Linked DNA regions of Homo sapiens: region 1 is linked to region 2. A link is an interaction called in ENCODE POLR2A ChIA-PET data of the cell type or tissue named here. Cell type or tissue: PC-3. All regions are shown on one strand. Links, peaks and the distances in the headings refer to the core of each region. The heading gives the core; the rest is flanking DNA. Region 1 overlaps NIN (ninein). Region 2 holds the start of LOC400212 (a long non-coding RNA gene).

Region 1 (4,391 bases), core at 204-4,203, 180 kb before region 2:
GAAGGAAATAGAGATAATAAAAACAGATGCATATTGGTTGAAGGACTATGGGAAACAATTTTCTTTTATTATTTTACTGTTATAAATGTTGTTTATGCAACAGAAATAGGTACAACTCTCACTATTTATTTGCCCACTAAATTCTCACTAAATTTATTTCCTGTGACTTGGGGGTGGGATAAAGGGAAGCTCCCTCCTTTTGGTAAATATTGCTCTGCAGCATCTCCCCCATATTATGACAGATGAGGCGGTTTGGTGGGAAGCCCAGGTGCTGCTCAGGCTGGTGAATGTTGGATGCCAATGCCTCCTAAAGTGGCAAGATCAGAGACACTCGACTGAGATCTGCCTTGTGGACTGAGACCATCTCAAACAGACATTCTTGAGACAGTCCAACCCAAAAGCGTCGTCAGATACGGCACAGCCTTCGAAAGCCCAGGCAGCATCCTCATCTTCGATGATTTCACACAAAATCTTAAGGCAAGTGGGGGTGGGGGTTAGGGGAGAAGGATAGTTTAAACATGGTTTTTGTTTGTTTCTACTTTTAAGACGGAGTCTCACTCTGTTCTGCAGCCTCAACCTCCCACGCTCAGGTGATCCTCCGGCCCTCCCCGCTGACCCACCTACAGATGCCTGCTACCACGCCCGGCTCATTTTTGTATTTTTTTTTTTTTGTAGAGATGGGGTTTTGCCATGTTGCCCAGGCTGGTCTCAAATTCCTGGGCTCAAGTGATCCACCCACCTCGGCCTCCCAAAGTGTTGGGATTACAAGTGTTAGCCACTGCACCCAGCCAGTTTAAACATGTTTTAAAGTCTTCTGGGAGTAGCAGTATCCCAAGAATTCCCCCTAGGACCCTTTGTAAGAAACACAGATCCAGCCAGGACCACCCTGTTAAAAGGAGAAGCAGGCTTATGCTAATGGCTACATTTTCATTCCAAGACCACCTCAGTTAGAGATGGGGCTTACCACACAGATAGGAGGTATTCTGTGCTTCCTTCTACCTAGTCTCCACCAAGGTTCTGTTCCCTTAATAAGAGGGAGAAAAGCACAGGGTGGCTGAGCATTTGTTATTAAATTGCTATTTCAGGGGGGTGGGTGGGGGAAGATTCAATTCATTCACAGCTCATTTATTTTCATTCTCACTGCCTGGAGCCAGTAGTTCCAATTAAAAAGCAGGGAGAGAAGGAGGGGAAGGCAGGTTAGAAGGCTAGGGGGATTAAATCATTCAGTTACTGGAACGCCACCAGTAAAGGGAGGCATCATTCTGGAAAAGGGTCCTTTAATTGCTGATGACTTACCCAGCACAGTGGAAGCCTGGCAGGTGGCCTGTAGACACAGATCTGCCATGAGCACTAGAAGGACGATTATCACAAAAATCTTTGGAAAAGTAGGGGGGAAAGCGAGGAACAATGGCTGAGATGTGTTCACAAGACTGAATTCATGAGATAAGATTTATTTCTTCCCTTGAAATATACGTAACCTCTCATTGGAGAAAGAATGGATATTAATAAACATAAAACTCATCCTGTGGGACTTCAGATTCTCCCTACTCTGGAGGCACAGTTGTAGACAGATAACTGTAGAACACTGTCTGGGTTGTTTGGCTCTGCCACTTTCTGTGACCCCTCAGTACCTTACAACGTGAGGAGGACACTCCAGTGCACCCAAAGGGACATGGAGTCATATGCTTGGCACTTAGGAAACCTTAGCTATTGTTATTATTTCAGTCAGAAAAATGATGTGGTTAGGGGTTTAGACTGCAGAACCATACTCGAGTTCAATTTCCGCTCTACTACTTACTCGTGGTGTGACCTTGGCCAAGTTACTTACCCTCTGTGTGCCTCAGTTTCCTCATGAGTACATGAATAACAACACGTACCTCTGATGGTGTGCTTCACATTTGGAAAGCACTTACAACAGTGCCCATTAAGTGCCAAGCATTTGTTAATAAATATTACAATGACTATTCTTACTACTTGGATGTGTAAAACTAGAACAAGGGCAGAAAAAACAGCAGACAGACTAGTGCCAGCTTTAAAGAACAAACCCAGAAGAGACTCTCTTTAAAATCTACAGCCTTGATATGTTAATTGGCTTGATTTAGTTATTTCACAATGTATCCATATATCAAAACATCATGTTGTACACTGTAAACGTACATAACTTTTGTAATTATACCTTAATAAAGCTAAGGAAATCCCCAGAACTACAGCTATGAGCATGATGATTGTGATGAAGCAGTGAACTTCCAATTCAACTTAGGATCAGGGCTTCCCCTGGGGCCCCTCCCTGCAGACAGTGTCCCCTAGGCAGCCACGGCTCGCAGAGGCTGCCTTGTCCTTCCTCATTACTATGCCAGTGTACTGGCCAACAGCCCCATTGAGAGTAGGCAGAGGGGAGAAGGTCAGAGGTTGTCCGGCCCCAAAATGGCTGCTCACAAGACAGTCCCCAACCCCTCAGGCAGACAAAAGGAGTCCCCCCAAACCCACTCTGTGGGCCGTGCATCTCAATGTCATGCTGGCCATTGTAGCCAGCTCTTGAGTTGTCCTACAGCTGGACAAGGGTGCCCTGCACACAGCGGCTGCACAGGCGGCACCGATTTCTGGAATGCTTTCTTTGGAGGGACACCTGCTTTGCTGGACTGCAGAGCAGATGGCCAGAGCCTCCTGGATCTCCAGCTTCCAGCCCCAACGCCGGGCCAGCATCTGCAGCCTGTGGTCCTGGTGTGGCCCCTGCCCACAATAGCCCAGCCGCCACCCCCACCAGCCATCTGCTCCAGCGCAGACCTTTGCGCCCCGCAGAATGTACGGCTAATTAAAACCATTATGGGGGCAGACACCGGGGCATTCTTACCCAGCAGAGGTTGCTGAGCTGATCTCAGCAGCCTCAGAGCCTGGAGTAGAGTTGTGGTTTTTTGTTTTTGTTTTTGTTTTTTGGAAAGGAAAAAGCCCTGTAAACCCAGAGAGAAGAGGAAGGAAATGTACTAGAGTAACATAGCTCCCCAAACAAACTGAGCTGTAGTGTGCATTTAGAAGAGCAGCACATGTAGCTAAGCACAGGAAGTCTCTGAAAACACCAGAAATCAGTTTAAGGAGAGTGCTCATGAAAGAAACTTTAAGACTTTTAAAAAATACAGCATCTATGGCGTATTTCACTAACAGTCCTAAGTATTTATAAAGCCTGTGCTCTGAGCTGGGTAGTGGAAGCTGAGTGCGCCCGGCAGGGCTGGCTATTGTTTCTGCAGGGACACACTTCCTGGGACTGTGGTTCATTTTCCACTATGCCACCTTTGAAGGCAAAGGCAATGGAGAGCCTGACAGCCCAGCTCCCAGTCTCTCCATTCTGAACTCCCGGACAAGCTCCTAAGGCCAGGGTTGTCACGACCAGAATGCAAATCAGTGCCTTTATCTTTAAAGGCAATTAAGTGCTACAAGTGCATGCGGGGGATGACAGGAATTAACACGATTTTTAAACGCACACACATTTAGATGAGACCTGCTACACTGAAGGCTAAAAAAGCCTTTGGTACTGCTGGTCCAAGGAAATGCTGAATTTAAGAGTTTGGGCCTTAAGCCTCTTCTCCTACCAAGGCTGGGGACTAGTTTTGGTTCACTGGATTTTAAAGTCCTTAAAGGAAAGAGATTTTAAAAAATACCTTTCCTGCTCCTCAGAGCTGCTAAGTAACGAATACTACTTTTCTGTTGGAAAATATTTAATGATATGTAGGACAGAAAATGTTACTGTCATCATGAACATTAATTCTTGACTTCTTGTCTGTTTTAGTTTCTAGTTAGAAGATAAATATTAGAAATTGTTGATCTGGAAGGAGGTGGGGGTGGGGTCTGGTCTCCAAGACAATTCCCGCTGGGATCAAGTCAGGAAGGCTCACCAGGACACTAAAGCCTAAAAGTATGTGTCAGAAAAAGAGACATTTTATAAGCTTTGAAGGAGCTTCTTTCTATCACTTTCAAGTGATCTACAATTGCATCTTTAATGAATGTTTCATCTCTGGGAATAGCCGGATGATCTGATAAGACTTAAGACAATGAAGGAAAAGAATGGAATTCCATTAAAAAAAAAAAAGTCCATCCTGAAGACATCATAGCCTTTGGTAGAATAAATGGCATCAGCAATAAAACTGTTTGCTTTGTCAAAGACTGGAACAGAAAATTTAACAAGGGAGTAACAGGAAAATAGGTGCATTTCAGCTACAAAAGATCTTAGCAGAACTTCTCTTGGTTATTAAGTTTACTCCAGAATTAAATATTGACTCTGTACGATGTAAATGAATAATTCATAAACTGCAAAGTTATGCATACATGAAAATGAACATAAGGGAAAAGATAAGTCAGTTTCACACTTCTTGAAGAAGTTTCATTTTATGTAGGGTAGT
Region 2 (4,391 bases), core at 187-4,186:
ATGACCAGTCCCCAATAAAAACCGTAGGCTCTGTTAAGTGCATCCTGTGCCATTTTACTGGGAGGACCCTGGAAGCTTATGTCTGGTTTCCTTTGGGCTTTGCCCCATGTGCTGATTTTGCTTTGTAGCTGATTTTGCTTTGTATCTGATTTTGCTTTTGCTGGTTTTGCTTTGTGTCCTCTCGCTGCAAGAAACTGTAACTGTGAATACATTTACTTCTGAGTCCTTTGAATCCTTCTAGCAAATCACTAAACATGAGGGTGGTCTTGGGGGCCCTTGAAATGATGACCCACTAGGAAATTAAGTTACCAGATGAGTCATTACCTCTACTTTCACAAAGGCCCTTAGGATAAAGTTGGGCATATAACTCTTTGAGTAGGAGAAATATTAGAGGAAATGTGTTGTTTGGGCATTGGTTTATTCACAATCAACTCTGCCCATATTGGCTTACTCACCAATCCCCAAATCACTTAGTCTCAATCATACAAGCACTTTTCACTTAAGACTGACACTGGTTTAGGCTGGGCGCAGTGGCTCATGCCTGTAATCCCAGCACTTTGGGAGGCTAAGGCTGGCAGATCATGAGGTCAGGAGTTCGAGACCAGCCTGGCCAACATGGGGAAACCCCGTGTCTACTAAAAATACAAAAATTAGCCGGGCGTGGTGGTGCACACCTGTAGTTCCAACTACTCAGGAGGCTGAGGCGGAAGAATCGCTTGAACCCAGGAGGCGGAGGTTGCAGGTGAGCCGAGATCGCACCACTGTACTCCAGCCTGGGTGACAGAGCCAGATTCCATCTAAAAATAAATAAATTAATAAATAAAATTAAAAAAAGACTGACATTGGTCTATATAAATTAAAGAAGCCTTTTCAAAAACTTGGCAAGGAGGGAGGTAAGGGAAGAGAATAATCTCACAGAGCAGGAAATGCCTTAAAATTGGATATCAGACATCCTTGCACCCAAAGTCCATTAGACAAACACTGTCCAAGGGAATTCATTACTGGCTGTTTCTTTCCTTGGGTCTTACTCTGCTTCCATGTTTCTGCTGACCATTGTTTTGGAGCAGAATGGCTTTTACCATGTCCTCTTGTCTTGAGAACTCCAACTGCAATCTCTGAGCTTGGCAGGAGCAAAAAGGAGTACCTTAAAATGAAACCAACCAGGCCGGGTGCAGTGGCTCACGCCTGTAATCCAAGCACTTTGGGAGGCAGAGGCGAGTGGCTCGCTTGAGCCCAGGAGTTCAAGACCAGCCTGACCAACATGGTGAAACCCCGTCTCTACTAAAAATACAAAAAAATGAGCTGAGTGTGGTGGTGGGCACCTATAATCCCAGTTGCTCAGGAGGTTGAGGTACCAGAATCACTTGAACCTGGGAGGCAGAGGTTGCAATGAGCCAAGATTGCGCCACTGCACTCCAGCCTGGGCGACAGAGCGAGACTCTGTCTCAAAAAAAAAAGAAAAAGAAAGAAGAAAACAACCAGCCTCCATTGCCAGATGCTATCTGCACAAAGATGAATTACTGCACAGAAAAATTTAGTTCCACATTATCTCAGTCATCTCTGCTGAGCTGGGCTGGAGTTTTCCTTTTGCATAATCAGAGGTTCCATTAAAACATTTTAAAAACAAAAGCAGGCAGGGAGAAGAAAATAAGCAGTTTTTTTTCTGAAAACACCCTTCTGGTGTTCTCAATGCAGCAATGGCTGGAACTTAAAAATTCCCATCCTTCTAGCCATTTTACTCTCAACTCCCCTCTTTTGTTCTGCTACACCGAGAAGCATAATTTTTGTCCTCAAGAATGTGAGCAAAATGCCCTGAACATGGCTGACCTTTGAAGATCTTGCATTTCAGCCCTCAGATGCAGCAGGCACGGTGTATCCACTTCCTCCAGCCATGGTGTCACGGAGAGGGACAGTCTTCACTGGATATGAAAAGAGAAGGCAGGGTGCCCTCTTGGCTGCAACAGATATTCTCATAGCTGCCTGGGTATTATTTTGTGCAGGTCTACATTTCTGAGCTGGCTGCTGATACTGGAGTGACCCAAGCTCCCTTTTCTCTCCTTCCCAGGTGACCATGCTTCTCTGTCCCAGAGGGTGCAGCCTGTTTATTTCAACAAATTCCCTTTGCACACAGTTCTGTTTTGCAGTCCAGTCTCCTTTATGCTGACATTGATCTAAATGCTTTTTAGGCACTAGTAGGGACATAAGTGACTTTATTTTAAATGCTAATCTGCTGACTAACCCCAAGTCTGGGAATGCCTCCAAAATGTCTAGGTGATGTATTACTGTTTATGTAGGAACAGTTATTCATTGTAAGTTTCCCTCAAAACAACCCTTGATAATGTTGTAGAAATCATAGGCTGTGATGCTTATAGCCACCTACATATTCCTTCCAGAGTATAGATACTTTTTCCTCAAGATACACATCCTGGGTCTGGGCGATTGCAGTGCAGAGATTTACCTGTCTTGTAGCCAGCTGCCTAAGACCAAGCTTCTGTTTGTAAGTTCCCCCCAATAAATCAATTTATTTTATTTTTATTTTTTGAGACAGAGTCTCACTTCATCACCCAGGCTGGAGAGCAGTGGTGCGATCTCAGCTCACTGCCACCTCCGCCTCCTAGGTTCAAGCAATTCTCCTGCTTCAGCCTTCTGAGTAGCTGGGACTACAGGCACATGCCATCATGCCCGGCTAATTTTTTTATCTTTATAGAGATGGGGTTTCCCCATGTTGGCCATGCTGGTCTCAAACTCCTGACCTCAAGTGATCTGCCCACCTCGGCCTCCCAAAGTGCTGGATTACAGGCATGAGCCACCATACCCAGCCCCCAATAAATCACTTTATATCAACAGACTGAATTTGTCTGCCTCATTCTTTGGTGTCTTGGCTCCTTTGGCATTTGGGGTCCACTTTGCATTTATGACCCTTTCATGTATGCCCTGTCAAGTGGTTGACAGGATTTCTAATGCTATTGAAACTTCTAAATTTTAAGAAGCTCAAATGGGTTTCTTAGTGGGAAGTTGTAAGAAATTGTATTAGAGATTATTACCTTGATCAGCAATGGCCTGAACATTGAAGACTGGGAGATTTAATTGAGGAAACAGAAAAGAGATTGAGCTGAGGATGGCTCTGGAGGCATGGGGTAAGCTGCAGTATCGGAAGCTTTCCACACTTCGGATACTGTATTCCTGGTGAGAATTTTCGGGCACAGAAAGTAAAGTGAGGGGGTGCCAGAGAGGCACCTGGCTTACTTGAGAGCTTTGCCTGAGGTTGGCCTTGTTCACTGTCCTCCAGGACACTTGGTGGGGACTAAGACCCTACTCAGAAGAGTCTCTTTTATACCATCTTGGTGATCCTCTGGGAGGGCCAGGGCCAGCTTGCAGGGAGACCAGTTCTCTATCAAAATTTCTTCAGGTCCTGGACATAAACCATTTCAATCTATTCCAGCAAATGGGGGAGAAAGACTGACTTCCCTCTCCTCCAAAGCCACTCTTTGATCCCAGTTGATAACATCTTCTTTAAGCCATACATGCCAGTGTAGTGAGCAGATGGAGCTGAGAAGCATTGCTCAGTATTTAGTATTAGAGGTGTGTGCATGGGCAGTTGTGGTTGGTTTGTTCACGTGCACATGGAACAGCTTACAGGGAACAATAGGTGCATGGAGTCATATTGAAGAAGACATGGTCTCTGCCTCCAGGTAATGCATATTCACATAAATTACTGCTAAACACAATTTAAAACTTGAAAATCATTCAAATCTATGTTTGAGGACCCACAAAATACACACAAAACTGGAATTTTAATTTGTTACTCCAAATCCCAAGTGGAACAGCTTTGCATATGAGGACGGAAGGGATGGAGCAGCTCGCTGGGGAATGTGTGGATTCGTGCTTCTCTGCTATGTGGAAAGTATGGTTAAGAGTGAAGGCCCCAGGGCTGGGTATGGTGGCTCACTCCCGTAATCCCAGCACTTTGGGAGGCTGAGGTGGGCGAATCACCTGAGGTCAGGAGTTCGAGACCAGCCTGGCCAGCATGGCGAAAACCTGTCTCTACTAAAAATACAAAAATTAGTTGGGCATGATGGCGGGTGTCTGTGGTCCCAGCTACTTGGTAGGCTGAGGCAGGAGAACTGCTTGAATGCTTGAACCTGGGAGGTGGAGGTTGCAGTGAGCTGAGATCGCGCCACTGCACTCTGGCCTGAGCGACGGAGTAAGACTCTGCCTCAAAAAAAAAAAAAAAAAAAAAAAAGAGTGAAGGCCCTAGAACCGACATGTAAGGGTTTAAATTCCAGCTCTGTCAGTTACCAGCTGTGTGGCCTTGGGCAAATACAGAAACTTTATTTGCTATAGTTTCCTAATTTTTACAATGGGGGATAATGGTAATCCAATGACATGAT

Evidence for each region. Peaks named below come from ENCODE experiments on the same cell type or tissue, not always from the same donor. Only the 100,000 strongest peaks of a DNase experiment are listed, where the experiment ranks them.
Region 1: POLR2A ChIA-PET joins it to region 2 with 11 read pairs; 1 of 35 experiments calls an interaction of 5 or more read pairs at or near these places.

What each region holds. Positions count from the first base shown.
Region 1 is chr14:50,782,566-50,786,956 of GRCh38, forward strand. The region is part of intron 5 of NIN (ninein); the gene reads right to left. Among named protein-coding and RNA genes, the nearest start is that of NIN, 46 kb to the right of the region's middle. In PC-3, for the core only: no CTCF peak of the experiment used is centred there; no DNase peak of the experiment used is centred there; H3K27ac peaks cover 516 bases.
Region 2 is chr14:50,959,819-50,964,209 of GRCh38, forward strand. It overlaps LOC400212 (a long non-coding RNA gene), which reads right to left and starts at 2,509. Exons shown (of 4, transcript NR_170195.1): 1 at 1,828-2,509. RefSeq lists a silencer at 2,093-2,387. In PC-3, for the core only: no CTCF peak of the experiment used is centred there; a DNase peak (open chromatin) is centred at 2,253; H3K4me3 peaks cover 475 bases; H3K27ac peaks cover 921 bases.